Regions from separate parts of the Homo sapiens genome. Here all the other regions are linked to region 1. Evidence: chromatin loops called from intact Hi-C (ENCODE). Cell type or tissue: mammary epithelial cell. All regions are shown on one strand.

Region 1 (4,000 bases):
AACATAAGTCTAGTTGCTAGATAATTTTCTCAAGAGAAGCTGGAAATATGGGGCTCCATGCAAACTCCCCCAGTTTTTATATTTATTTATTTATTTGAGACAGAGTCTCGCTCTGTCGCCCAGGCTGGAGTGTAGTAGCATGATCTCTGCTCACTAAAAACTCCACCTCCCAGATACAAGTGATTCTCCTGCCTCAGCCTCCCAAGTAGCTGGGATTACAGGCGCCCGCCACCATGCCTGGCTAATTTTCATATTTTTAGTAGAGATAGGGTTTCGCCATGTTGGCCAGGCTGGTCTTGAACTCCTGACCTCAGGTGATCCTCCTGCCTCGGCCTCCCAAAGCGCTGGGATTACAGGCGTGAGCCTCTGTGCCCAGCTATTTTGTCCCCACTTTCTTACTCTGCCATGACTTTGCAAATGTGATTCCCACACCTGCACAGTTCTCTCTCTACCTGACTCATTTTGAAGACTTTGGTGGACGCCTCTTCCTCTGAGAGGTTTCCACAGCCCCTAGGCCTAGTGAGTCACCCTCTCCCTCCACCTTGGACTCTCTGCTCTGACCTGCCCTGGCATCCATGATCTGTGTCGTGAACATTGGTGAGTCTTTTTTCCCCACTGGCTAGGAAATTCCTTGAGAGCAGGGCCCAGGTCTGAGTCATCTGTGTTGCCTGCCCTGAGTGGGCAGTTAACAATGTTTGTGGGATCAATGGAAGGGAAGAGGAAGGGAGTGGTGTCACAAACAGCTCTCAGATTACTAGCTGAATCTTGGGCTCCAGGTATCTGGCAGTTAAAGCACAGGTCAATGTTATAGGGATGATCTTAGCCGGATGTGGTGGCTCACGCCTGTAACCCCAGCACTTTGGGAGGCCAAGGTGGGAGGATCGCTTAAGCCCAGGAGTTTGAGATCAGTATTGGCAACATAGTGAGACCCTTACTCTACAAAAATTTTTTAAAAAATAAAAAGAGCTGATTTTTGTCTAACCTAACAGAGTGTGTGCAAAGGTGAGGGTCTGAATATGTGTGAGTACTTGAGAATGTGTGAATGTATGTATGAAGTGTATGAGTGTGGATATACATGTGTGTGTGTTTGAGACGGAGTCTCGCTGTGTCGCCCAGGCTGGAGTGCAGTGGTGCGATCTTGGCTCACGGCGACCTCTTCCGCTGGGTTCAAGCTATTCTCCTGCCTCAGCCTTCTAAGTAAGTAGCTGGGTCTACAGGTGTGTACCAGCATGCCCCGCTAATTTTTGTATTTTTAGTAGAGACGGGTTTCACCATGTTGGCCAGGCTGGTCTCGAACTCCTGACCTTCAGTGATCCACCTGCCTTGGCCTCCCAAAGTGCTGGGATTACAGGCATGAGCCACCGCACCTGGCCTTATTTCTGTAGTATGTATGTACATAGGTGCATGAGCATGAGTATTCGTGTGTGATGGTGGGATGTGTGAATGAGTATGTGTTTGAAGGTTTGTATGGATGTATCTGTAGGTGTAAACATGTTCACTGAATGGAACTCCATGGGAGCAGGGACTTTGTCTTGTCCTGTTTTTTTGTCCTTGCCTCTAGCACACTCAAATGAACATGTCTGGCATGGGGGTTGCAGCAGGGAGCATGATTGCAGGAAGGGTAGCCCAGTGGTTACCAGCAGCGACTCTGGAGTCAGACAGCATTGGTGCTTCCTAACTGTGGGCAAATCAACCACTAGGAGCCTCAGTTTTTCCATGTGTTAAATGGGTACCTACCTTATAGGGTAGCATCTATAAAGTAGGGCAACATCTACCTTACAGGGAAGTTCAAAGAGCTTAGAATTGTGTGTGGAGCATTGGATATAATAAATTTGGACTAGTATCATTATCCTGGGTGTCACTGTCAACACCCAGCAGTCCCAACAATGTGGCTTATGCCTGTAGTCCCAGCACTTGGGAGGCCGAGGTGGAAGGATTGCTTGACCCCAGGAGTTTGAGACCAGCCTGAGCAACATAGTGAGACTTTGTCTCAAAAAAAAAAAAAAAAAAAAAAAAAAAAAGCTGGATGTGGTGATGCATGCTTGTAGTCCCAGCTACTGGGGAGGCTGAAGCAGGAGGATTGCTTGAGCTCAGGAGTTTGAGGCTACAGTGATCTCTGATGGTGCCATAGCATTCCGGCCTGAACAAGAGTGACACCCTGGCTCAACAAAACAGAACAGAACAAAAACATCCCGACAAATGCTTCCAAGGGCTAAAGCCCCTTCAAAACAAGTCCAAAGACCACTTACTAGCAACATTCATTGCTCTTCTCTGAACCTCAGTTTCTTCCTATGGGAGGGAGCGATAAGCTGTACTTTGCTTTCTCCCAGGGCAGCTGGGAGGTTATCATCACAGCGCTCCAAATCCTGCCCCTGGAGGGAAGAGTTTGCACTGCAGCAGTCTGAAGCCAAAGCTGGGAGCAGGGTGCCCTCTCCTGGCACAGTGGAGTCAAGGGCGACTCCAGCTGCAGGGCACAGGCTGACCTCGGAGGTCCAGGGGTGCTATCCGCAAAGGAAGGTGGGCAAAATGGAGCCGTCTGGGGAGGGCACCTTACAGCTCCCTACTCTTGCAGCGTGGAGCCCGTGCTCCCTTTCTGTGGACTGAGCTCCTCTGCCTCAGATCTCGCTCCAAGGACGTCTCCCACCCTGCCCCCGCCCCGTCAGACTGGACCAACCCCCCACTCCTCCCCATTACAAGTTCTCAGAGTGTTCCTTTTGCTTTTCTATCATCTGAGAAATGAAGGGCAGGGGCAGAACCCCTGGCTGTGTGACTCCTAAGGTCCCTGGACGAGGCTCTTAGCAAATATTAGGATAAAAGGGGCGTGGAAGCTCAGACAAGGCTGGGAAGTGAACCCAGAGGCCATCCAGCCCCACTGGGGAACGATCCAGCCTCAGCGGGGGACGTCAGAGACCTGGATTAGGGGACTCCCTGGCTCCACCCTGAGGAGAGCCAGGACTGTGGGCTGAAGCCAAGGGGCACCACAGCGTGGGTTCCGGGGCAGACATCTGGGAACATTAATTCATTCCCAAATATTGTGTGCAGTCTGTGTGCCAGGCACTGAGCTGGACCCTGGGGACACAGCAGCTGGCAAAGCCATACAGGTTTCTGTCCCTCCTGGAAGTAATGGGACAGGCACATAATCAGATGATTTCGATATAATGATATAGAACCACACCACCTCACATCCCCCTTTCGGGGTGCCTCTTAAAGCCTGTCGCTTAGAGATGGCCCGCGGCTAGGGAGGGGCGCTCTCTTATATTCTACGAGTCTGGAGGGCTCCCCCAACGGAAGAAACCCGCGGATGGGTGGGCCGGCAGCTCCTGGGACGCCCGACTCACAGCGGAGCCGCGTGGGATGAGAAGGATTGAGGGAGAGAGGGGGGCCCTGTCCCAGGGTCTCTAAGAAGTCCCCCACCTCTGTACTCCCCAGCCCAGCGGTGACTTCGAGGTGGGCCCAGGGGGCCTGGAGGGAGGGGCGTGGATACAGCGGGAAAGGAGAGACCCCTAGCGGGGTGGACAAGAAGGGAGGAACTCCACAGAACTGCTTAATCCGGCTCCATCCCCATCAGCGGGCTTTCTCAGCGCCTGCACCCCTCTCTATCCCATCTCGAAGCCTCCAGTTAATCCAGAGTGAGACGCAGGACCGCCGGGAGGCGAGCGGGGATGCTGAAGCTAGGGCAGGCTAAAGCCCCGCGGCCAAAGGGCAGGCTTGTGCGCCCTCCGCCCCCTCTCCGCCCCCTCTCCGCCCCTCCGCGCCCAGGACCTAATTGTTTGCAAAAGCAAACACGGAAAAGGCAGGTACAAAGGTCGGGAGGAGGGACCGGGACCTGCTTCTGCCTGGGGTTTCGACCTTCCCGCCAGAAGCTCCACTGGGGCCTGGACCTGGAGAAGGGACATCAACAGTTAACGTCCAGGGCAGCTTTCAGCGGCGTGGGCGGGGATCCCCAGGGAAGCACTGTTAGCAGTTTCTTGTACATCCAGCCTGGTATATTTTCTGCATG
Region 2 (4,000 bases), 270 kb before region 1:
AGGGCTTTATGATGATGAAAAAGTCCTCTGTCTGCACAGTTCAATAGGGTAACTAGCCACTTGTGTGCCTGAGAACCTGAATTTTTAATTTAAATTTCAGAAGCCACATGTAGCTAGGCTACCATACTAGACAGCAGAACTCTATGCCCTGGGCTTTGAACCATTCCCCAGCGCTGCACCCAAAGGTTACTAGAAGGCAGAGGGGCAAAGTTAGACTTCCCTGCCCACTGTGACAACCCCTCTAAGCTCTAACCATCCCCTCTTCAGAGGTGGCTTAGTGGTGACCTATCTGTGCTGCCTAGGCCCCCAGTGCTCTTAGCCCTCTATGGTGGGTTCTTTTCATTGTTTGGGGGCTCCGTCAGGGTAGATATCACAACTCATTCACCTTTGTGTCCCCAGCACTCAGGACTGAAGCTGACACATAGAAGACCTTGCAAACATTTGTGGAGCGGGTTTTTAAACCTCCCCAATAAAGAGGCAGTGTCAGTGGCCCAGCACCACCTGATTCTCTAAACGAGGCATGGAAGGGAGCTGTTGAACTTTCCTTGCCTGCTGTGGGTGTCCAGCAAGGTGTCAAGAATGAACTAGGGAGTGCAGGCTTCAGAGGAAGTGAATCTTTGTTGTTGTTTTGGGTGTCAACCAGGAAGTGAAACTGACTAGCTGTGGGAAGCAGCCTACCTATAGGAGTGTGCCTCTGAGTGAAGGTAAACAGTGGTGTGGGCAGCTGAGCCAGGGCTACGCCTGCAGGTGATGGCCTAGTGGGGCTGTGACCCATCTGGCCTGACTGGGAGGAGGAAGCAGTGTCTTCTGTGGTGACATCCTCTCTGCACAGACAAGAGTCACCCAGTCCAGCAGGTTGAGAGTCAGCTTGGGGCCCCTCGGCAGAGTGGCCAGTGACAAACCATGAGACCACCAAAACATGGACATGCCTCAGTTTGTGATAGTGGATTTCAAGAATGTAGAATGGATTTTTGTGGTTGCCCATCCCACACTGGGCACTCTTTCTCTCTCAGTGACTGTCTTTCATCCCATTTGCTGAGCAGTCTGGAGAGTCACTTGACTCCGATTCCTGGCATTGCCATTACGAGCCCCATGTGTTCTTAGGCACATCATTTAACCTTTCTGAGCATCTGATTTTTCCATTAATCAAATAAAGAAAATAACTCATGAGTGTGTTAAGTTTGAGAAAGAATATCTGTAAATAGCACTGCAGTTAGTATCGTGAGTAATAATTATGCAGGGGAGTCTCTCACATAGTTCCGTGATCAGAGCTTCGGGCTTGGTAGCCAGAGTCATCAGAATAAACATATTTTTCAAGACGAATAAACTATTTTATGCCCTCTGGGGTGAGGAGGCACAAAGAAGAAGGATGGGGTTTCCAGAAACCTGAATGATCTAATAGTTGCTTTTGCTGGCTGGCAGGGCACATAGTCTGCAGGTTCAGGTTGTCTGAAGATCCTGCAGAGAACAGTAGCTGTCCACCTTTGCTTCACTGCTCCTGCAGCAGGGAGTACACGTGCTTGGAGAACCTGCTTGGGGCTTGACAACTGTGAATCATTATTAGCTGGGAGCAGCATCAGCCCTGGTCCTTAGGACCTATGAGTGGGATGTATGTGTTGAGACGTGTTTAAGCCTACGTTGAATATATTTAATGTGGCTAGGAATTCCATTTAAACATTAGCTGTCAGCGCTAACATGCATGCTCCCACATTCACCTTTCTGTTTTCCTGTGCAGTGGAGAGGAGAAAAGGAACGTGGCCCCTCCCTGAGTGTAGGTCCCAGACGCTGGACTCTCTGGAGCTTGGATGAGTCATACAGACGCACAATTGTGGTGTTAGGGAACAGCCTGCTGGCAGAACCCATGCCAGCCTGCATGGTACAGCAGAAGGAGCCAGTTACCAAAGGGCTGGATTTGTGTGTGTGTTTGTTTTGTTTTTATTACTATTGTATAGCGATAAAAGAATGTTGATAGATATACATATAAAGAATCATGATAAAATATATTCCCACGTGTTTTGGCACCTCGTTTAAGAAAGGGAATATCACCATGGCCTTTGAAGTCCCCAAATCCCCCCTGTTCCCCTTCTGATTGGACTGGATTTTTCAGGTGAGATTTTCTTTCCGAATGCCTGAGGCTCTGAAGGGAAAGTGGCTTGCCTGAAGTTCCAGTTCATCAATCATGGTGCCAGAGATTGGATAAGCCACCCAGTGAATGTGGTGGGGAACCTGATTCCATCTGGCCTCGCAAGTCTGATGAAGGGTGAAGCCTTTCACCTTGTTAGGCCCTGGTCACCTCTGACGCTTTCTGATGCCTGGAACAAGCTGTCCCGTACCCCAGGTCTCCAGCTCCATCTGCTCTGGCATATATAGCTTTAATCTTCTGGCCTGTCAGCCAGCAAGAGTGAATAGCAGCTCCCCATTCCTGCAGAGGTCACCACAGGCCAGAAGCCAACTGCATGCTGGTGATGGTTCTCTAGCCGCATGGGAATGTATCTTTGCAGCCCTTCGAGATAGCACCCAGAGGCTGCCAGTGAGCTTCTCTCGTCTCTTTGCACTTGGTTTCCTTCCTGTCACCCTGTCTGAAATCTGTGTCCCTGGCTGGAGGCACAGAACAAGAACCACCTGGTCTGGCAGGCTGCAAACATTTTATTTTGGGAATAGTCTGTATTCTTTTCAGCAAAATAATTTCCAGGGGATCAGAAAGAACCACTGAGAAATGTACATAGTGATGTTGGGTTAGAGGAGTGGGAAGCATTTGTTCTCCTTCTTGAGGTAGTAACATGGTTTAATAATAATAGTAATTCTCAGTGAAAACGTCCCTTTGCAAGACTCCTTGTTCCTGGGAGGTCTCAGGAGGCTTGAGTCAGGGTTTTGGCCTCTCATCTTTGAAAACCCAGAATTGAGAAACTTCAGATTAGAAAAGAGGATCTTGCAAGCCCTCCAGGCCAGTGTCCAAATTGTGGGATTTCTTAGACCACTAATGTTTCAATAAACTCGGGTGACAGATTGCCAGCTTTTTATTTTGCTGAAGACATTAAAACAATCAACTACCAGCCATTCTTCCCCATGTTATAAAATGAAGGACTTTTTAATGACAACAACAAAATGATACCTATCATTTCTCAATAAAGAATGAACTGTAACTTGAAAACATTCAGCTTTACAAAGAACTGTGAACTACCGTGTCCTGATTATTCTCCTTTTGACACAGTTGGGTGGCATCTCTGTTGCAGACTGTAAGGGGCTGCAGCTGTAATCCAGTGGTTCGCAGCCTCGACTGCATATTGGAATTACCTGGGAAGCTTTTAAAACCTCATATGGATGCCTGAACCCCACCCTAGAGACTTTGACTAGTCTGAGGGCTCTCCGTGTGATTTCATTTTGTTTTGTTTGTTTGTTTGTTTGTTTGTTTTGAGACAGAGTCTTGCTCTGTTGCTCAGGCTGGAGTGCAGTGGTGCAATCTCGGCTCACTGCAACCTCTGCCTCTCCACTTCCAGCAATTCTCGTGCCTCAGCCTCCTGAGTAGCTGGGATTATAGGCACCCGCCACCATGCCTGGCTAATTTTTGTATTTTTAGTAGAGACGGGTTTTTGCCACGTTGGCCAGGCTGGTTTCGAACTCTTGACCTCAGGTGATCTACCTGCCTCAGCCTCCCAAAGTGCTGGGATTACAGGCGTGAGCCACCATACCCGGCCGTGATTTTGTTTTGTAGCGGGAGTTGAGAATCATCTGTATCATCTAGGCCCCTTGCAATGCATGAGCCCCCAGTATAGCATCTCTACTAAGTTGTACAACTAATATAAATGGCCTAAATGTTTGGGAGTTTCTCCACCCTTTAAGTCTCTCAAAACTGTCACTTGGGAGAAGGGATTTCCTGAAGGTCAGTATCAGAGAAGAGAAGGGAACTTCCATTCATTAAGTGTCTGCTGGGAACCAGGCACAGTGCTAAGTTCTTTTTAAAAAGGTATTCTTTTAATTATTTTAAATGATATTTATTAGT
Region 3 (4,000 bases), 110 kb before region 1:
AGCACTTTGGGAGGTCCGAGGTGGGCAGATCACTTGAGGTCAGAAGTTCGAGACCAACCTGGCCAACATGGTGAAACCTCATCTCTACTAAAAATACAAAAAATTAGCTGGGCGTGGTGGTGCATGCCTATAATCCCAGCTACTTGAAAGGCTGAAGCAGGAGAATCACTTGAATCCGGGAGGTGGAGGTTGCAGTGAGCTGAGATCACGCCACTGCACTCCAGCCTGGGCAACAGAACGAGACACGGTCTCAAACAAAAAAGTAAAAAAAGAAAAGCAATTAGCTGCTAATTATGTGCTACTATAACTTTGTTCCCCTATTCCACAATCTTACAAACATCTGCTAATTTCAACATACATATACATCTGACCTATAAATAAGTTCATAAGTTATGGACAGGATAGAGAACCTCAGACAACCAAAATGCTATTATAGTACAATCAGGTCATAAATGTTCAAATCAAAGAGTAACAATCAAGAAGGCACATGTGCTGGGCGTGGTGGCTCATGTCTGTAATCCCAACACTTCGGGAGGCCGAGATAGGGCAAATGCTTCAGGTGAAAAGTTTGAGACCAGCCTGGGCAACAGAGCGAGAGCCTGTCTTTAAAATATAATAATAAACTTAAAAACAAAAAAAAAGAACGCACATCTAACGACAAAATCTTGAAAATCAGGCACCAATAATCTTGGTACTTCATAAAAATAAACAAATAAACAGAAGACAACACTGAGAAACATAAAACATCCAGACATGCTGTGGGGAAAACAGATCAATAAACACATTTATGATACAGACAGTGCTTGAATTAAGATCAAAAGCTAAAATAACCTAAGGCTATTAGTAAACTTCCTAAACGATAACTATGAGGATGGAGGGAAGGATGCGAAGCACCTGTCCACTACATATATACTTCCCTGCCTTTTAGTTTTATAGTCATGAAATCTGCAAACAAAAGCAAAGGAGAAAAGGCAGTCACAGCTATGACTACTACTCATTATTGTGTAGTAACATTTAAACAGCTTTTGACAGTTTACAAAATGCTTTTCAAACCTGTCATCTCAAAGGTGTGTGTGCTCTGGAATAAAAGCTGATGCACAGGAACTTATGCTTAACACAAAAGACATACTCAAAGATTTGTCAGGCAGTCTCAGAAACCCAGAAGACATTGTTCCCCAAATTATTTATGACAATGATTCACTTAGGAAGATAAAAAGCATTGATTAAATAGCATTAAGTAGGGGATCCAGCAATGCCTTTATAATAAATTTAAAGATGTCCAGAGTACAAGTGGTTTGATGAAAATACTGTTAAGAAAGAGACTTGCAGAAAACAAACAAGCAACAACACACTGGCATAACAGAACCTTTTACATACCCACTTATTATACAAAGATACAGGTTTATTGTGTAAAAGAAGAGGTAAATGACCAAAGCAAACTGAAATACTAAAACATTTTATGCGGGAACTTTCAGGAATTCAAGAAATCTTCTACTAAATATAATAATACTAAAAAAAGACAAAAGAGACATAATAGTATTCAGTCTACAGATATTTATGTAATTTTTTAAACCTGTCCTATTGCTTTTCTTTTTTTTTGACACAGGGTCTAACTGTCATCACTCTGAGTACAGTGGCACGATCTCAGCTCACTGATCTCCCCAGCTCAAGTGATCCTCCCACTTTGGGCACCCTCCCCACTCCAACAGCTGGGACTACAGGCACGTGCCACCAGGCCTAACTACCGTTTTTTAATTTTAATTTTTCTGTTTTGTTTTGTTTTCTGTAGAGATGAGGTCTCACTCAATTGCCCAGGCTGGTCTCAAACTCCTAGGCTCAAGTGATCCTCCTGTCTTGGCCTCCCAAAATGCTGGGATTACAGGTGTGAGCTACCATGACCGGCCCCATTGATTTTAATCACAGTAAAGAATAAAAGTATCTGCTATTTTCTAGGCAAGAAGTTACTGCTCCTTAATATTCTACATCTCGTGAGATTAGTATAGATGATTCTTCATCATAAGAATGTGAAAGCAGATACCTATTAGGTAAGACACAACAGCTTTATAAACTTTGATTTTCCTAAAGATCTTGATGAGTTGTCTTTAACTTTTTATTATGAAAACCTTCATATATTGGCCAGGTGCAGTGGCTCATGCCTGTAATCCCAGCACTTTGGAAGGCTGAGGCAGGCAGATCACGAAGTCAGAAGAATGAGACCATAGTGGCCAACATGGTGAAACCCCGTCTCTACTAAAAATACAAAAAATTAGCTGGGCATCGTGGCGGGTGCCTGTAATCCCAGCTACTCGGGAGGCTGAGCCAGGAGAATTGCTTGAACCTGTGAGGTGGAGGTTGTAGAGAGCCAAAATTGTGTCACTGCACTCCAGCCTGGGTGACAGAGTGAGACAACACCTCAAAAAACAAAAAAAAAAACCAAAAAACTTCCATATATCTATCGGCCAGGCATGGCAGCTTATGCCTATAATCCCAGCACTTTGGGAGGCTAAGGCAGGCAGATCACTTGAGATCAGGAGTTCAAGACCAGCCTGGCCAATATGGCAAAACCCCATCTCTTACTAAAAATACAAACAGCCGGGCATGGTGGTGTATGCCTGTCTTGAGTAGTCCCAGCTACACAAGAGGCTAAGGCAAGAGAATCGCTTGAACCCGGGAGATGGAGGTTGCAGTGAGCTGAGATCGCGCCACTGCACTTCAGCCTGGGTGAAAGAGTGAATCTCCATCTAAAAAAACAAAAAAACAAAACAAAAAAAAAACAACCCATAGATGACAAATGCAGATAGACTAATACAATAAACTCCCATGTACCTAACAGCACAGCTTCAACAACCATCAGTATTTTGTTCTACTTTCTTCACCTATCCTCCTCTGCAGCATCTGACACTGTAACATCCCATCTTTGTGGATAATTTTCCCTCACAGTCTGTGACATTACTTTTCTCGTTCTTCTCCCCTTCTGACTACTCCTCCTGTGGTTCATCATCTTCTTCCTACTCACTGCTTATGCAATTTGAGAAAAACAAAGAATCAAATGGAATTTTATAATCACTGCACTCTGTGGTTAAGACATGCCACTCACTACTTTAAAAGCAGAATCATCTCCTTTCCTAATTTTATCTGCTGTTACCGATTTCCAGGATAACCAATAAGCAGTCTAAGTTAATTCACATAGTCCAAGGCTTTCAACACCTTTTAGATGAAGGGGGCCTGCCCCTCCATACCTGTGGGTATTTCTCGTCAGGTGGAGACGAGAGACTGAGAAAAGAAATAAGACACAGACACAAAGTACAGAGAAAGAACAGTGGGCCCAGGAGACCGGCGCTCAACGTGTGAGGACCCACACCAGCGCTGGTCTCTGATTTCCCTTAGTATTTATTGATCACTATTTTTACTATCTTGGCGAGGGGAGTGTGGCAGGGCAACAGGGTGATGGTGGGGAGAAGGTCAGCAGGGAAAAATGTGAGCAAAGGAATCTGTATCATGAATACGTTCAAGGAAAGGTACTATGTCTGGATGTGCACAGAGGCTAGATTTATGTTTCACTTTACACAAACATCTCACTGTAGCAAAGAGTAACAGAGCAGTATTGCTGCCAGCATATCTCACCTCCAGCCACGGGGCGGTTTTCTCCTATCTCAGAATAGAACGAATGGTTGGCTTTACACCCCGACATTCCATTCCCAGGGACGAGCAGGAGATAGAAACCTTCCTCTTATCTCAACTGCAAAGAGGCCTCCCTCTTTCACTACTCCTCCTCAGCACAGACCCTTCACAGGTGTTGGGCTGGAGGATGTAAGGTTTTTCCTTTCCCACGAGGCCATATCTCAGGCTGTCTCAGTGGGGGGAAACCTTGGACAATACCCAGGCTTTCTTGGGCAGAGGTCCCTGCGGCTTTCTGCAGTGCATTGTGTCCGTGGTTAATCGAGAATGGAGAATGGCGATGACTTTTACCAGGCATACTGCCTGCAAACATATTGTTAAC
Region 4 (4,000 bases), 160 kb before region 1:
GGAGCGCCTCTGCCCAGCCGCGACCCCGTCTGGGAGGTGAGGAGCATCTCTGCCCAGCCACCCCGTCTGAGAAGTGAGGAGACCCTCTGCCTGGCAACCGCCCCGTCTGAGAAGTGAGGAGCCCCTCCGCCCGGCAGCCGCCCCGTCTGGGAAGTGAGGAGCGTCTCCACCCGGCAGCCACCCTGTCCGGGAGGGAGGTGGGGGGGTCAGCCCCCCCGCCCGGCCAGCCGCCCTGTCCTGGAGGTGCGGGGTGCCTCTGCCCGGCCGCCCCTACTGGGAAGTGAGGAGCCCCTCTGCCAGGCCACCACCCCGTCTGGGAGGTGTACCCAACAGCTCATTGAGAACGGGCCATGATGACAATGGCGGTTTTGTGGAATAGAAAGCGGGGAAGGGTGGGTAAAGGATTGAGAAATCGGATGGTTGCCGTGTCTGTGCAGAAAGAAGTATACATGGGAGACTTTTCATTTTGTTCTGTACTAAGAATAATTCTTCTGCCTTGGGATCCTGTTGATCTGTGACCTTACCCCCAACCCTGTGCTCTCTGAAACATGTGCTGCGTCCACTCATGGTTAAATGGATTAAGGGCGGTGCAAGATGTGCTTTGTTAAACAGATGCTTGAAGACAGCATGCTCGTTAAGAGTCATCACCACTCCCTAATCTCAAGTACCCAGGGACACAAACACTGCGGAAGGCCGCAGGGTCCTCTGCCTAGGAGAACTAGGGACCTTTGTTCACTTGTTTATCTGCTGACCTTCCCTCCACTATTGTCCTATGACCCTGCCAAATCCCCCTCTGCGAGAAACACCCAAGAATGATCAATAAAAGAAAAAAAAAAGAAAGTATGCAATTTTTATTTTGGTTATATTACAAAAATGTCAGTCAGATATTAAAAAATAGTTAATGTGATAGAAAAACCTTACATATTTTTTCTTATGTTTGTTTAGCGACTTTAGCAAAATGTTTTCATATAATCTCATCTGTTTACCTAGAAGATAGGTTAAGGAAATATATTATTATTCCTGTTTGATGTAGGTGAAGGCAGAGATCTAACCTGGCTTGTTTAGGGCCATACCACTAATTGGAAAATCTGTACTAGAACCTGTGTCTTATTACTATAAGCTATTATGTTCAGACTGAAACTGGAGAAATTACGACAATTTATAGCAGTAGTTAAATCTGAATGTGTATGGACAAAAATATTTAATTGCTCAGTAAACTGCTTAACTTCAAAGATAGTTATTAACCTCATAAATATTTCAAAATTTTGATTCTGAAGTCTAAGTCTGAACACAGACATAACACTATCAAAGAAGTTTGATCTCTGTTTTGACTCAACTAGAGGAAAAATGATTGGATGGGTTTATTCTTTTCTAAGCAGAATGGTTTAACTTTGTACTCTTTGAAAAACAATGCTGATTTCTAAATCTCTGCCTATAACAGAATGGAAACCTTATGAATGAATTGTGTTTCTCTGTCCTGAGCTGGAGAAGGGAATGAGCAGGCTGACAGGTCGCACAGCCCCAGGTGGCGCCATTCTCTCATGCAAGGATGGGGCTCCAGGGTGAGCAGCGTGGGCTGCAGTGTGTCAGTCCCAGGAGGGAGGGAGTGGCGAGCACCACAGATTACCACATATGTGTGGAAGACATTTGTATCCTTATCTTTACTATAAATAAATCCATAAAAGTTAAAAAAAAATTCCTTTTAACAAATGTCTAATATGAAGGAAAAAAAATTGTTTTCTCCTGTACTTTCCCCCATAACCAGTTGTGCTGTGTTAACAGAAGAAACACTATCCCAGAGCAATTTTATCCAACAACTATCCAAAGAAAATCTGATGCTAATTTTGCAATTAGTTTTGTTACCTTTAAGCAATCAAATTGTTCTCTTATATTTTTATTAACCAGTTATTTGATGGATGTCAAATCTAGGGTGACAGCTTTAAAAACTGTTTTAGAACCATCTAGTCAGTTATTTTGCAAAAGACTTTAGGTTTCAAAGTCAAAAGATAAAGGAACAGTTTAATCATGTTTTGCATCTTTCCAGGACTGGTAAGAGGTAAGCAAGTTGCTTCAAGAAACTCGTCCAACAGAGTGATAAAAGGGTGGTTATGAACATAAAATTAGAAATGGGCAAGGACTAGGGTGGGGAATGGCCTGTGACACTTACATCAGATCAAGGGGATGACTCATAATTCTCTAAATGGCCTCAGTAAAGCTCCACTTCCCACTAAAAAGTTTTCTGCTCCTACATAGCAGGATGCCAACTGGCTTTTTCCTTTAATGTCAATAACTGACGTTCCATTAGGAAATGAAAAAAACTGATTCTGAAAGCAAGTAGCCAGCTACCACCAACTGTCTCAACCTCTTTTCCCTTTGCATTCAATTCCGTACTTCTTGAAGCTGTAGTTGCTACAATACCACTGGTGCTTGAAAATAATCACTTCCACATCTGGCTATAAAACAAGGACTAACCAGATGTTTTCATTTTAAGACATTTTTTCACTAGTTATTTTAATCTTCTACATAACACAATCATTTTAACATTTAGTTGCAGTAGGTTATTAGTAATATCTGCAAGATAAAGGCGAATAGTAGACTAACTCAAGTTTTTTTTTTTTTTTTTTTTTTTTTAAATTGAGATGGAGTTTTGCTCTTATTGCCCAGGCTGGAATGCAATGGCACGATCTCGGGTCACTGCAACCTCCACCTCCCAGGTTCAGGTGACTCTCCTGAGTAGCTTTACAGGATTACAGGCATCAGCCACCAGGCCCAGCTAATTTTTATATTTTTAATAGAGACAAGGTTTCACCATCTTGGCCAGGCTGGTCTCAAACTCCTGACCTCAGGTGATGTACCCGCCTCAGCCTCCCAAAGTGCTGGGATTACAGGCATGAGCCACCGTGCCCAGCGAGTAAATTAACTCAAGTTCTGAAGACAAGTGAAAAAATCTGCTGACTACTTCTGAAAACTCATATATATCTTTTTTTAGATACTGTCACCAATGACCACTTTTTTTCCTGTTAAGAGTAACATACGCTTATTGTAAAAATCCAAGTAATACTGAAGTGTTAAAACAAGTCTTCCCCTCTCCTTTCTACAATCTGATAATGTTCATATGGGTATTTCCAGACCTTTGGCTACCAAAAACCTATTATCTTACCTATGCATTTATTTCAAATCATACCAGTTTAGAAATGGAAACCTGAAACACACACACACACACACAAACCTATTATCTTACCTATGCATTTATTTCAAATCATACCAGTTTAGAAATGGAAACCTGAAACACACACACACACACACACACACACACACACACACACACACCCCTTAAGCCCTAAGGTGGCTGGCAATGAGATCGCACTTGAAAAATTCAAGGACTTCAACTCAAGAAGTTCCAAACCATTCAGATTAAACTGACAGCACCAAAAGCGGGTCCTAAGCTAGCAGCCAGGGGGGAAATTATTGAGAGAATGAAACAGTACCTGTTGAAAGGAATCCTCAAACAATGTTTTTCTTGTCACTGTAATCTTTATGTGCTGTGGCATGGCCAGTTGCTGAAATAGAAGAATGACTTAAGTCAACTCTCATCATTAAAATAGCCTATCAAAAAAATCAAAAGGGGAAAGTTTTATTTACTTTTATCTTTCCTTACAGAAACAAGTAGACTATGAATATAAATTTATATTCAATAATGTTTACCAATGCATCTGTGAGTATTCATGCTAATTACAGATTAATATATGCAAACAGAAGAACCACAAGATTGATCTCATATGCACACTGCTTACTTAATAATGTGTCAAATAAATCTTTACTTAATCTTATTTTCCAACAGTTAATCCAGATTCTTCTTGCTTCCATGGGTCCAGTTAATTACAAGAGTTTCAAGTGTAAAAATATTCATCACAGTAACTTTGACTAGGGCATTCATTTGATTTAGAACCCATAAAAAATCATTAATTCCAGTAAATATCTATACATAAGAAATAGTTGA
Region 5 (4,000 bases), 460 kb before region 1:
ATTGAAGGAGAAAAATAGCATGAGATGAGTTTAAAGAGGTAGACAGGGCTAAATATGGGCAGTCCAATATTGGTAGCCACAGACTGTATGTTGCTTTTAGGCACTGAAAATGTGGCTAGTTAAAACTGACGTGCGCTGTAAGTATAAAATACATATTACATTTTGAAGATTTGGTATTCCCCAAAGGAATGTAAAATATCTCAATAATTCTTACATTGGCTGGGCTGAGTGGCTCACACCTGTAATCCCAGCACTTTGGAAGGCTGAGGCCAGGAGGATTGCTTGAGCACAGGAGTTTGAGACCAGCCTGAGCAATATAGTGATACCCTGTCTCTACAAAAAATTTAAAATTTAAAATAAAAAAATTAGCCAGGCATGTTGGCATACTCCTGTAGTCCCACCTACTTGGGAAGCTGATGTGGGAAGGATCACTTAAGCCCAGTTAGGTCAATGCTGCAGTGAACTGTGATCTCACCACTGCACTCCAGCCTGAGCAACAGAGTGAGACCCTGTTTCAAAAAATAATAATAATTTTTACATTAATTACATGTTGAAATAATACATTGAATGTATTAAGTAAAATAAATGATAATTTCATCTGTTTCTTACTGTGGCTTCTAGAAAATTTTAAATTGCATATGTGGCTCATATTATATTTCTGTTGAACAACACTTGGCTAGGTAGATAATTTAAGGCCTTGTATAGGCTAAGAAGTTTGGCCTGGCCTGGCACGGTGGCTCATGCCTGTAATCCCAGCACTTTGGGAGGCCAAGACAGGCGGATTGTCTGAGGTCAGGAATTCGAGACCAGTCTGGCCAACATGGTGAAACCCCGTTTCTACTAAAAATACAAAAATTAGCCGGGCGTGGTGGCAAGCACCTGTAATCCCAGCTACTCGGGAGGCTGAGGTAGGAGAATCGCTTGAACCCGGAGGCAGACGTTACAGTGATCCGAGATCGCGCCATTGCACTGCAGCCCAGGCAACAGTGAGACACTCCGATTCAAAAAAAAAAAAAGAAGTTTGGCCTTTATTTCTAAACTAGTGGGAAGCAATGGAACTGTTTTTAAGGAATGATACGAACTGATGTCCTTTTCCAGAACAATATTCTTTCTACTTAGAATGTCTTAACAAATTTTGTATATTAATAGTTCCCTTCCTTTAATGGAAACCCTCATGACCTGTATTCTGTTTCTCTTTTTACGCCTGACTTCTAGAGGCAAGCTATAGCATCTGGTAGCTCCCAGTGATTGCTTCCTTTTTGGTAGGCTGTTTGTTCCCTGTGACCAGTGAACCTCCCTGGTTAAAATAGACATAGAAAGCTGACCTAGCCAGGCATGGTGGCTCACGCCTGTAATCCCAGCACTTTGGGCGGATCACAAGGTCAAAAGATCGAGACCATCCTGGTAAACATGGTGAAACCCCGTCTCTACTAAAAATACAAAAATTAGCTGCTTGTATTGGCACGTGCCTGTAATCCCAGCTACTCGGGAGGCTGAGGCAGGAGAATCGCTTGAACCTGGGAGGTGGAGATGGCAGTGAGCCGAGATTGCACCACTGCGCTTCAGCCTGGCGACAGAGCGAGACTCCATCTCAAAAAAAAAAAAAAGGAAGGCTGACCTAGATCAGTGACAGAACAGAGGAAACTGCCATACCTCATTAACTTTCTGTTTTACCATCAGACCCTGTGAATCAGAACCCTACAGTTTAGAAGGACTTGGGTGAGTGCAGCCTTTCAGCTCAGCAGCCACAGACTAGCTATATTTTAACTCTCCACAAGGTGGTGCTCTCTTACAATAACAATAGTCAAAATTTTGGATTAAGTGCAAGAAACATTCTGTTGCTTGTTTCAGAGACGTTTTTATCATTGGACCAAGTAAGATTTAAGTTGCCTCTAAGTTTAGAGTCTACTTAATTGGAACACTTCTAGTAACATTACCTATGAGGGTACTGTGAAGCTCAAATAAGGTAAAATTAAAAATCCTATGCAGGCTGGGCACCGTGGCTCACGCCTGTAATCCTAGCACTTTGGGAGGCCGAGGTGGGTGGATCACGTGAGGTCAGGAGTTCGAGACCAGCCTGGCCAACGTGGTGAAACCCCGTCTCTACTAAAAATGCAAAAATTAGCTGGGCGTGGTGGTGGGCGCCTGTAATCCCAGCTACTCGGAAGGCTGAGGTAGGAGAATCCCTTGAACCCAGGAGATGAAGGTTGCAGTGAGCCAAGATCACACCACTGCACTCTAGCCTGAGTGACAGAGCAAGACTCCATCTCAAAAAAAAAAAAAATCCTATACGTAGCCGGACATAGTGATGTGCGCCTGTGGTCCCAGCAACTCAGGAGGCTGAGGCAGCAGGACCCCTTGGGCCCAGGAATTTAAGGTAGTGGTGAGCTATATGACTGTGCCACTGCACTGCAGCCTGGGTGACAAAGTGAGACCCCATCTCAGAAAACAAAAACCTATAAAAGTATTGGTCCTGTCATTAGGTGTCTCAGAAAGTAGATTTGTAGCAACCTATCTCCTCTTCATTGCATGATTTTTTTCCTGCTGGAAATATGTTTATATTGCAGTTATTGAATGGAATTGGTATTTTGTTCACAAGTGTTAGTGTCCCCACACCAGTATAGGTTCTTTCTTCTTTAAACCTACTTATATTTAGTGTCTACCTTCTGATCATAAATTACCAAAAGGAAGTCTAGGATTTTGAGAGTTTTTGAGAACATTTTCTTCCATTACACACACACACACCCCACACACACACACAATTGGTAAGATGGTTGAAAATAAATATTCAGAGTTCCAGGATCTCTGTTGATACTAAGCATCATTCATGGTCACCCTGCTTCCCTATTACAAGTAAGAATTGGTTATATCTCCTTGTGCTTCATGAAACCTGCTTAGATGGGTTGAAGAAAGACCCATCTACATTGAACCCACCATTTTTCTGGTGGTAAACTAACCATAATTCTTCAAAAGCACAGAAAACTAAAGCACTTATATAGCTGTCTATAAACAAAATTTGCATTTTATTCTAATGATTTCCTTTTTATCACTTGACTCATTTTCAGGGGAAGGTGCTATTAACCTGGCTTTGGCTCAGAACCGAAGCCAAGATGTGAGAATGAATGGACCCATGGGAGCTGGAAATTCAGTTAGGATGGAGGCGGGATTTCCTATGGCAAGTGGTCCAGGTAAGACCTCCCACTCAATTGTATGACATTTTACTAGTTTCCTTTTTTGGCTTATTTGATCATTTGAGCCCTGCAAGATAGGTGGGGGTTCATGGCATACTTAACATCTCTATTTGCTGAATCAGGAAAGCTAGACATGAGTCCTTCCCGGAGGCTAGAGGTCACAGCATGAAGCATCTTTGCAATCTTTTGGTCTCGTGCTTAAAGGTTGATGAACACTGAGCCATGCAGCAAACATTTATTGACTTCCTGTTGTGTGACATGACCTGTGCTGTTGGAAATAGAAATAAGTGAGACATTTTCTACCCTCATTATTTTAATAGTACAATGGAGAATGTAGCTTTCCAACTCCCACTTTCTCTGAGGCAGAGAATATCTGTGAATTGAGTTCTTGTGTGCTTATGTGGAATCTGAAGATGTATCTGAGAGAATATGTGTTTTTATGTATTTAGAATTTGAGAGTTATAAATTGCTTCCTTTTCTAGTAATCCTGAAATTTCTTCTTCAGAGATTGAACTCAATATTCTGAGATTGAATCTCAGAATATTAGAATTGAGTTGGCTGTCATTTAAAGCAGAGGAAGCTGTGGAACTCACATAAAGGAAGTGATTTGCCCAGGGTCAAGGAGCGATAAACTAGTATCACAGATCTTCTAACTCCCAGTTCAGTGCTTTTTTCACTGCACTAGTGGCTTTCCAATTTTTTCAGCTTCAGGACCCTTTATTCAAATAAAACAGAAAAGCACAGCTGCTGTGGTTGAAGCAGAGTAAGAACCTGCTTACCCAGTCATTCCCCTCCCACTCTACCAGAGT
Region 6 (4,000 bases), 77 kb before region 1:
AAAAAATAAAATCAAACTAAATGTACTTGGCACTTACTGTTTGCCAGGCACTATGGAAGAAGTACACAAATACAATAAGGCAAACAAAATGCCTTGAAACTGTAAACGCTGTCTTGAGTTTTTATGCAAATTTAGGTTTCTGTTTAAAAGTTTAAATATAAAACAATTATGATGGCTTCTCAATTCTGCAAAAATGAAATAGAACAATAATTCCTACTGAGATGAACCCTATAAAATCCAACCTACTTCATTCTGTGCTTACATACAAAAATGCTCAAAGCTAAAATTTCGTCTCAACCATAAGGACTAGCTCATTTTCTTGGCATAATACATATATTTTTTTCCTTTACCTTGTTTATTTAAATTACACTATTTCAGATGTTTTATAACCAAAATCTGCTAAAAGAACCCTCTTATTTTAAATATGAAAGGTAAACATCATAAAGTCAATAGAAGTCATCCAGAATACATTCAGAAATGAGATGTAACCTAAAAGCCTTAACACCATATTGCACAAGATATTATTCTGATTCAAATGGCTTGTTATGGACAAGGGTCCTCAAAGACATCATTATCACATTATGTAGTTATTACTTCCTCCTCAATATCCAAAAGCCTGATTGCCATAGAACGACAATATTTAAAAAAGTAAATTAAGGGGCAGTGAGAAAAGTCCAATATCTGGCTGCTGATATTCTGCATGATAAAGGTACTCATCTCCATCAACAGTCGCTCATCTCCACTAATAATTTATTGCAAGAAAATGCCCTAATAGTACAGTATAAATTATTCTAAATATAAATTAACATTAATTACAAAGTTGCAAAAAATTTTAAATCTCTACAAAAATTAAGTATATTTTAAAAACTAAAATTAACTTCATGTAGAAAAGATTAATGAAAGCACAGACTGCAAACATTTTTAAGAACAATGACTCTCCAGATAATTACAGAGAATCATTATGGTAGAATTGTGAGGTGCTCTGCCAAAAACATCCTAGTAATTTCAATAATTTATGTACATATACATACTAGTTTTACATAACTAAAATTCACCAAGCATTTTAAATTCTTGAAAAGAATAAAAATCACTATTTGTATAATATCAAAAAAATTAGAAATAATGTATATTATCAATTGGCATATTCATATATTAAATCACATATTCATACCACAGAACAGATTACTATGCAGGTATCAAAATAAGTAACTTATTAATGACTGAAATTGAGAGATCCCAAGAACATCTTTAAAGCTGCAGAACAACATGCATGAGTTGGGGTGGGGTAGATCACAAAATGATCACCCCATCAGTATGTACAGTATGATATTATTTTTGCAAACTAAAACACTATATATTCCTATGGGTACAAATACTTGTAAATAAACGCAGAAAAAGTATACATTCCATTCAGGAGGAGGGCACCTGTGTACTCAAGTACGTGGTCATAGGGAACTGTAGTTTTGTATGTATTGTTTGAAGTTCTAAAAATAGGACATGTATCACTGTTGACTTGTACAATTTTAAAAACAGCATAAAACAGAGTAGAAAAAAATAGATAATCCACACTTCAAGTCCCATCCTCTCCCCTGAGCGCCAGATTCTTAGTTCTATTATTTACAACTGCATACATGGTTAAAATGATTAAATCTAGGCCGGGCGTGGTGACTCACTCCTGTAATCCCAGCACTCTGGGAGGCCAAGACGGGTGAATCACCTGAGGTCAGGAGTTCAACACCAGCCTGGCCAACACGTTGAAACCCCGTCTGTATTAAAAATACAAAAAATTAGCTGGGCGTGGTGGTGGATGCTTGTAATTCCAGCTACTCGGAAGTCTGAGGCAGGAGAATCGCTTGAACCCGGGAGGCAGTAAGCCAAGATTGCGCCATTGCACTCCAGCCTGGGCAACAGGAGCAAAACTCCATCTCAAAAAAGAAAAAAAAAAGATTAAATCTAGGCTGGGCACAGTGGCTCAAGCCTGTAATCCCAGCACTTTGGGAGGCTAAGGTAGGTGGATCACCTGAGGTCAGGAGTTCGAGACCAGCCTGGCCAACATAGTGAAACCTCGTCTCTACTAAAAATACAAACATTAGCCAGGTATGGTGGTACACGCTTGTAATCCCAGCTACTTGGGAGGCTGAGGCGGGAGGATCGTTGAACCTGGAAGGCTGAGATTGCAGTGAACCAACATCGTGCCATTGCACTCCAGCCTGGGCAATAGAGCTAGACTTCATCTCAAAAAAAAAAAAAAAAAAAAAAAAAGATTATTCTTGTCAATTCTATACCATGTATTACAGAAGACATTATAGCATGGTAATTATGTATGCCAACTGTGAAGTCAGACAGATCTAGATCAACATTCCTGAACTGTTACTCTGTGAACTTGAGCAAATTACTGAATTTCTCTAAGCCACACTTTCTTCATCCATAAATGTAGATAATCTATAATTTATAGTTTCATTTTAAAGACTGACAGAGTATCTGCAGAATTAAAGACAGTTGTAGGAAAACTGCCTGTTGCATGCAAGAGTGATGCCATCTTGAAGTGAAACCATCATGCTAACCAATTTTTTTCTTTTTTTTTTTGAGACAGAGTCTCACTCTGTTGCCCTGGCTGAGTGCAGTGGCACAGTCTTAGCTCACTGCAACCTCCACTTCCCAGGTTCAAGCGACTCTCCTGCCTTAGCCTCCCCAGTAGCTGGGACTACAGGCACCCACAACCACACCTAGCTAATTTTTGTATTTTTAGTAGAGATGGGGTTTCATCATGCTGGCCAGGCTGGTCTCAAACTCCTGACCTCAAATGATCCACCCACCTTGGCCTCCCAAAGTGCCTGGCCCTGACCAATGTTTGATTCCTGCATACCAAGGTGTTCTTCAGCAGAGTCTTTAAACAATGCCTGTAACATAGATAACCCCTTAAAAAGATGCTTATCTAACCTCCCCAGTGGTCATGACTTTGAGTAATAAAGTCTGAAACATGACCACCTGCACATTACCCTAAAGGGATAATGTCCCTAATGGACACTTTCTAGTGGTTGTAGGGATCTACTATCTCATGGCCAACCAAGACATCACTTCTGTTCCTAAGTTTCTACTGAATATGTTTTTCTAAGAAACTGGATTTCTTAGTCTCTTTCCCATTTTCTTACAGTTAATCTTTTTCACCCTCAAGTGTTTCTCTTTTGTAGCATCTAGTCTGCAGTTCCTTTCCCAGGAAGTCAAAATTAGTGACTAAAATCTGCATATTCTTACTGCATTGTTACTCACACAGAGAGCATGGCATCAATTTTTATAATTCTAATTACAGTTGGCTCTTGTCCAACAACTGGTTTGAACTGCACAGATCCACTTATATGCAGCCTTTTTTCAACCACACACAGATTGAGGCCAGGAGCAGTGGCTCACGTCCGTAATCCCAGTACTTTGGAAGGCTGAGCAGGGAGGGTTGCTTGAGCCCAGAAGGTTGAAAGCAGTGTGGGCAACATAGTGAGACTTCATTTCTATTTAATTAAAATTTTTTAAAAAATAATAAAAAATAAAAATAAAAAACACCAATTGAAAATACAGTACTCATGGGATGTGAAACCCAAGTCTATGGGAAGGACTTTTCACATACGCAGGTTCCACAGGGCGTACTTCAGAGCATGCACTGACGTGGTTATATGTGGTGGTCCTAGAAGCAATCCCCACATATACCAAGGGATGATTGTATTTATATTATGGGTCTCTCTTAGATTTTCATTTTAAGTTCTAGGACAGCAAAAGTGCTCTTATCTTCATCTCTTGTTTTCTGTTATAAGGGGACTAAAGTGAAACTTTATGCATTGTGTTTTCACTTGTTGCCTTTGTGTTATCTTCATAGACCTAAGAACAAAAAAACATTCTTTGTAACTTCACATTCATAATTAGAGACTCTTTTGAATAGGCTATTAGTGCTCTCATTTGGAGGAGAAATGTTAGACAGTGGTGAGTGTTTTGGATTGTAATACATACTTTT
Region 7 (4,000 bases), 120 kb after region 1:
TGGTTAATGGGTACAAAAATACAGTTAGATACAAGGAATAAGATCTAGTGTTGGGTAGCACAAAAGGGCAACTATAGTTAACAATAATTTATTACATATTTCAAAATAAAAGCGTAGAGTTGGAGTATTCCTAACACAATGATAAACGCTTGAGGTGATGGATATCCCAATTATCCTGAGTTGATCATTATATATTTTATGCATGTATGAAAATATCACATGCACCTTATAAAATGTGCAACTATTATGTATCCATAAAATTTTTTTAAATGTTTTAAAGCTTGGGGGATCCAAGTTTGCTGCTTACTTCCAATCTGATGCATCACCAATCTGAGGCAGGCCCCAAACTTTGGCAACAAGGTATGAGGTAAGCACCACTTTAGTGCAGGGAGGGTAACCTGGTTGAGAAATTGACTGATTTTCTGTAGTGTCTGCCATTTCTGTTCTTCACAAAAGAATAGACCATTCCTATCTTCCTCCACACTCCCAATCCCAAAGGGTAACCAGGGCTTTTTGTTCTGGAGATCAGGCTTTCTCTCATCTCAGGAAAAAAAAAAAAAGAAGAAGAAAAAAAAGGAAAGGAAAAAGAGAAAGAAACAAAGAAAAGAAATTGAGCTGCGTGTGGTGGCTCATGTCTATAATCTCAGGAGGTTGAGGCAGGAGGAGCACTTGAGCCTAGGAGTGAGCTATGATCACACCACTGCACTCCAGCTTCGGCAAGAGAGCGAGACGCTGTTTCAAAAAAGAAAGAGGCCAGGAGCAGTGGCTCATGCCTGTAATCCCAGCACTTTGGGAGGCCAAGGTGGGTGGATCACCTAAGGTCGGGGGCTTGAGACCAGCCAACATGGAGAAACTCCGTCTCTACTAAAAATACAAAATTACCTGGGCTTGGTGGCTCATGCCTGTAATCCCAGCAACTTGGGAGGCTGAGGCAGAAGAATCACTTGAATCTGGGAGGCAGAGGTTGTGGTGAGCCGAGATCGGGCCATTGCACCATGGGCAACAAGAGCGAAACTCCATCTCCAAAAAAGAAAAAAAAAGAAAGAAATCAGGCCAGGCACAGTGGCTCACGCCTGTAATCCCAACACTCTGGGAGGCCGAGGCAGGTGGATTACCTGAGGTCAGGGATTTGAGACCAGCCTGGCCAACATGGTGAAACCCCGTCTCTATTAAAAATAGAAAAAATTAGCTGGGCATGGTGGTGGGCACCTGTAATCCCAGCTACTCAGGAGGCTGAAGCAGGAGAATCGTTTGAACCTGGGAGGCAGAGGTTGCAGTGAGCTGAGATTGTGCCATTGCTCTCCAGCCTGGATAGCAAGAGTGAAACTCTGTCAAAAAAAAAAAAAAAAAAGAGAGAGAGAGAGGAAGGAAGGAAAGAAAGAGGGAGGGAAGGAAGGGAGGGAAGGAAATAAAGCGAAGAAAGAAATCAACAAGCTTTTGTTTTAAAAAATTAACCCAGTCTTAGAGGCAATAAAACTGTTTTGTCTGAGAGGAGGAAGGATTTGTAGAATTAGAAGAGGGCAGAGGAGAATTTCCTGAGCCTGGCTTTGAGGCATGGTGCTGAGGAGCACTGCAGCCTCCTTTTGTGGCCAGGTCCTGCTCCAGGCCTCCCACAGACCGCTGGGACCAGAGGGCCTTCAATGGGGATGACAGTGTGCTCAGGGAGGTAAGCAAAGGCACTGCTGATCCCGAGCCTCAGCAGAGGTCTTCATGCCATAGAGAAACCTGGAGAAAGGGTCGTAGAATTGTTTTGGGCAAAGAGCGCCAGGGGTGACAGGCACCCTCATCTAAGAGACATCTTCCCCCCAGTATGTGTAAGCTCCTGATAAAGGACCAAGATTGGATTTGCTACTCATTGTTGGATGGAAGCCAAGGGTATTTAATTTAGAAAATTAAAGAAATGTGACATTTCCACCACCTGTATGTCAGGGAACAAAGTAATACCTGTTTAACACCAGGCTCCACACTTTCCTTTAAAGTCTTTTAGGTTTCCTGGCTCAAAGAAGCCTCCAGCTTGATTTGTTGAACTGTGCCTCTCAGGAGCTGAAGGCAGGCAGTGTTCCAGGATATGTGCATATGGGGGTGCATGCTGCTCTGTGAAGGAGCTTTGCACTTGGGCCCCATTCCAGTCCCTCCCTTACCAATTCAATAGGAGCCTGAGTCAATGGTGGACTCAGACAAAGACATTCCCTGAAAAAGAGAGGAAAGGAAGCTGGGCAGAAGTTGCATGCAGGACTGGGATTGCTCAGGATTGGGGCTCCTGAAGCCTTGCTGCGAAACACATCCTCAAGTCTGCACTGCCTCCCGGTGGCCACACCAGAGCTCAGCTCTGCACTTGGTATGGAGAAAAGACTGCATGGGATGTGTGTGTTTCTTCCGGCTGGAGCTCTTTGGAGACTCATCAGAAACCTTGATGAGATACAGAATTCCGAAGGAAGAGGAAGCCTTAGTGAGGAAGGGGGTGAGTTCTGTTTACTCTGAAGTATCTGTGGAATACACTGAAATATAGATATCTAGGAATCTGTCAAAATAAAAATCTAAAGGTCAGGAGAGAGATCTAAACTAGACATGCAGATAGGAGTGTTATTATCATATACGTAGTAATTAAAACCAGGGGAACAGATGAGATCACCCAGGGAAAATGGGAATAGTGACAAGGGCTGAGTTCCAAGGACTACACTCTAGAGTGGGCGGAAAGGTTTGGTGATATCATCTTATGTATTTTTCTGGGGCTTTGGAATTTCTCAACTCATTATCATACTCATTATCTTTCATACTCATTATCTTAATTCTCATCTGGGAGGTTCTATAAAATACCTGGTAAAACGAGGTGTGACTGGGATGATGCCAACACTGCAAGAAATCCAATCTATCGGACAGGCAGGAGGTGGGGCCTGGACACAGTGTCACAAGGGATAGTGATTCCCAATGGTAGGCTTGAAGCCCCAGGTTAGCATCACACGGAATGACTCCTAAGAGCACTTGAAGCTCTTGCCTAGGCTATTGGTGAAGAGCATAGCTGGTCCATGGCGCTGGGTTAGAAAGGCTGTTGCGGGACAGTGGCCAACCTGACAAAAGCTCTGCAGCGGGAGCTTATCTCCAGAAGCAGATGCAGCCTGCCTGCCTCTGCATGTCCTACAGGCAGCAGTCCACCGGACCGAGCTGAGGAATGGTCTTCCCAACTGGGAAGACAGGCATCCTTTCCAGAGACAGAAATATGGCAACCAGAGTACTTGCTCCTTTCTGAGTGACTGGGGTTGGTGGGAGACATGAAGCCTGACCTGGCCCTACAAGGAGGTCTGTAAGGCAGAGGGGTAGAATGCAAGGCAGAGATAAATGCAATGAGGTGACTCCTTTGGTAGAGTCCCCACTTCCTTCAGTTGGTCTCACCTACTCTGAACGTACTTCCTCCCATAGTATTTCAGAGTTTCCCTGTGTTATAATGTGTTATTGTGCACCTATTCACATGCTCCCTTGAGTTCCTCAGGCTGTTCATCCGTGTGGCTTCTCCAGGGTTTGCCTAATACTTAGGGGGAGCAGGGCCAGGTGTGGTGGCTCATGCCTGTAATCCCAGCACTTTGGGTGGCCGAGGTGGGCGGATCACATGAGGTTGGGAGTTTGAGACCAGCCTGACCAACATGGAGAAACCCCGTCTCTACTAAAAATACAAAATTAGCCGGGCGTGGTGGTGCATGCCTATAATCCCAGCTACTCAGGAGGCTGAGGCAGGAGAATCACTTGAACCCGGGAGGTAGAGGTTGCGGTGAGCCGAGATCACGCCACTGCACTCCAGCCTGGGCAACAAGAGCAAAACTCCATCTCAAAAAAAAGAAAACAAACCTTAGGGGGAGCAGTTAAGCTACCCACATGGCCAGAAGTTCTAGGCACCAGACCGTGGCTCTGCTCCTTATTGCTTGAGGTTTTGTTTAACCTCCCTGAACCTCAGTTTTCTCATCTGAAAAATGCCTCACGGTCGTTGTGAGAATTAGAGAATACTCAA

The links. Peaks named below come from ENCODE experiments on the same cell type or tissue, not always from the same donor. Only the 100,000 strongest peaks of a DNase experiment are listed, where the experiment ranks them.
Region 2: a loop joins it to region 1, with 9 times the contacts of the local background. A loop is called at or near these places in 4 of 110 quality-filtered maps.
Region 3: it touches region 1 in a loop (5-fold over the local background); 10 of 110 quality-filtered maps call a loop at or near these places.
Region 4: it touches region 1 in a loop (9-fold over the local background); 77 of 110 quality-filtered maps call a loop at or near these places.
Region 5: it touches region 1 in a loop (5-fold over the local background); 56 of 110 quality-filtered maps call a loop at or near these places.
Region 6: a loop joins it to region 1, with 7 times the contacts of the local background. A loop is called at or near these places in 15 of 110 quality-filtered maps.
Region 7: it touches region 1 in a loop (4-fold over the local background); 25 of 110 quality-filtered maps call a loop at or near these places.

The regions. Positions count from the first base shown.
Region 1 is chr20:34,311,265-34,315,264 of GRCh38, reverse strand. It overlaps a transcript of AHCY not described here. Among named protein-coding and RNA genes, the nearest start is that of AHCY, 9.9 kb to the right of the region's middle. RefSeq lists an enhancer at 3,069-3,667. In mammary epithelial cell, a CTCF peak has its summit at 2,410 (motif pointing left); DNase peaks (open chromatin) are centred at 604 and 2,374; H3K4me3 peaks cover 195 bases; H3K27ac peaks cover 1,818 bases.
Region 2 is chr20:34,577,129-34,581,128 of GRCh38, reverse strand. The region is part of intron 10 of PIGU (phosphatidylinositol glycan anchor biosynthesis class U); the gene reads left to right. Among named protein-coding and RNA genes, the nearest start is that of MAP1LC3A, 20 kb to the right of the region's middle. In mammary epithelial cell, a CTCF peak has its summit at 1,847; a DNase peak (open chromatin) is centred at 1,738; H3K27ac peaks cover 843 bases.
Region 3 is chr20:34,425,208-34,429,207 of GRCh38, reverse strand. The region is part of intron 7 of ITCH (itchy E3 ubiquitin protein ligase); the gene reads right to left. Among named protein-coding and RNA genes, the nearest start is that of MIR644A, 39 kb to the left of the region's middle. In mammary epithelial cell, no CTCF peak of the experiment used is centred here; no DNase peak of the experiment used is centred here.
Region 4 is chr20:34,471,004-34,475,003 of GRCh38, reverse strand. It overlaps ITCH (itchy E3 ubiquitin protein ligase), which reads right to left. Exons shown (of 25, transcript NM_031483.7): 16 at 3,489-3,560. It also overlaps the pseudogene FDX1P1. Among named protein-coding and RNA genes, the nearest start is that of MIR644A, 6.7 kb to the right of the region's middle. RefSeq lists an enhancer at 1-916 and a silencer at 1,565-1,654. In mammary epithelial cell, a CTCF peak has its summit at 1,530 (motif pointing right); no DNase peak of the experiment used is centred here.
Region 5 is chr20:34,767,652-34,771,651 of GRCh38, reverse strand. NCOA6 (nuclear receptor coactivator 6) reads left to right here. Exons shown (of 15, transcript NM_014071.5): 5 at 3,066-3,188. Among named protein-coding and RNA genes, the nearest start is that of NCOA6, 56 kb to the left of the region's middle. In mammary epithelial cell, a CTCF peak has its summit at 1,763 (motif pointing right); no DNase peak of the experiment used is centred here.
Region 6 is chr20:34,388,706-34,392,705 of GRCh38, reverse strand. All of the region lies in intron 2 of ITCH (itchy E3 ubiquitin protein ligase), which reads right to left. Among named protein-coding and RNA genes, the nearest start is that of ITCH, 27 kb to the right of the region's middle. In mammary epithelial cell, no CTCF peak of the experiment used is centred here; a DNase peak (open chromatin) is centred at 1,725; H3K27ac peaks cover 2,407 bases.
Region 7 is chr20:34,189,082-34,193,081 of GRCh38, reverse strand. It overlaps a transcript of ASIP not described here. Among named protein-coding and RNA genes, the nearest start is that of ASIP, 50 kb to the left of the region's middle. In mammary epithelial cell, a CTCF peak has its summit at 2,301 (motif pointing left); a DNase peak (open chromatin) is centred at 2,301.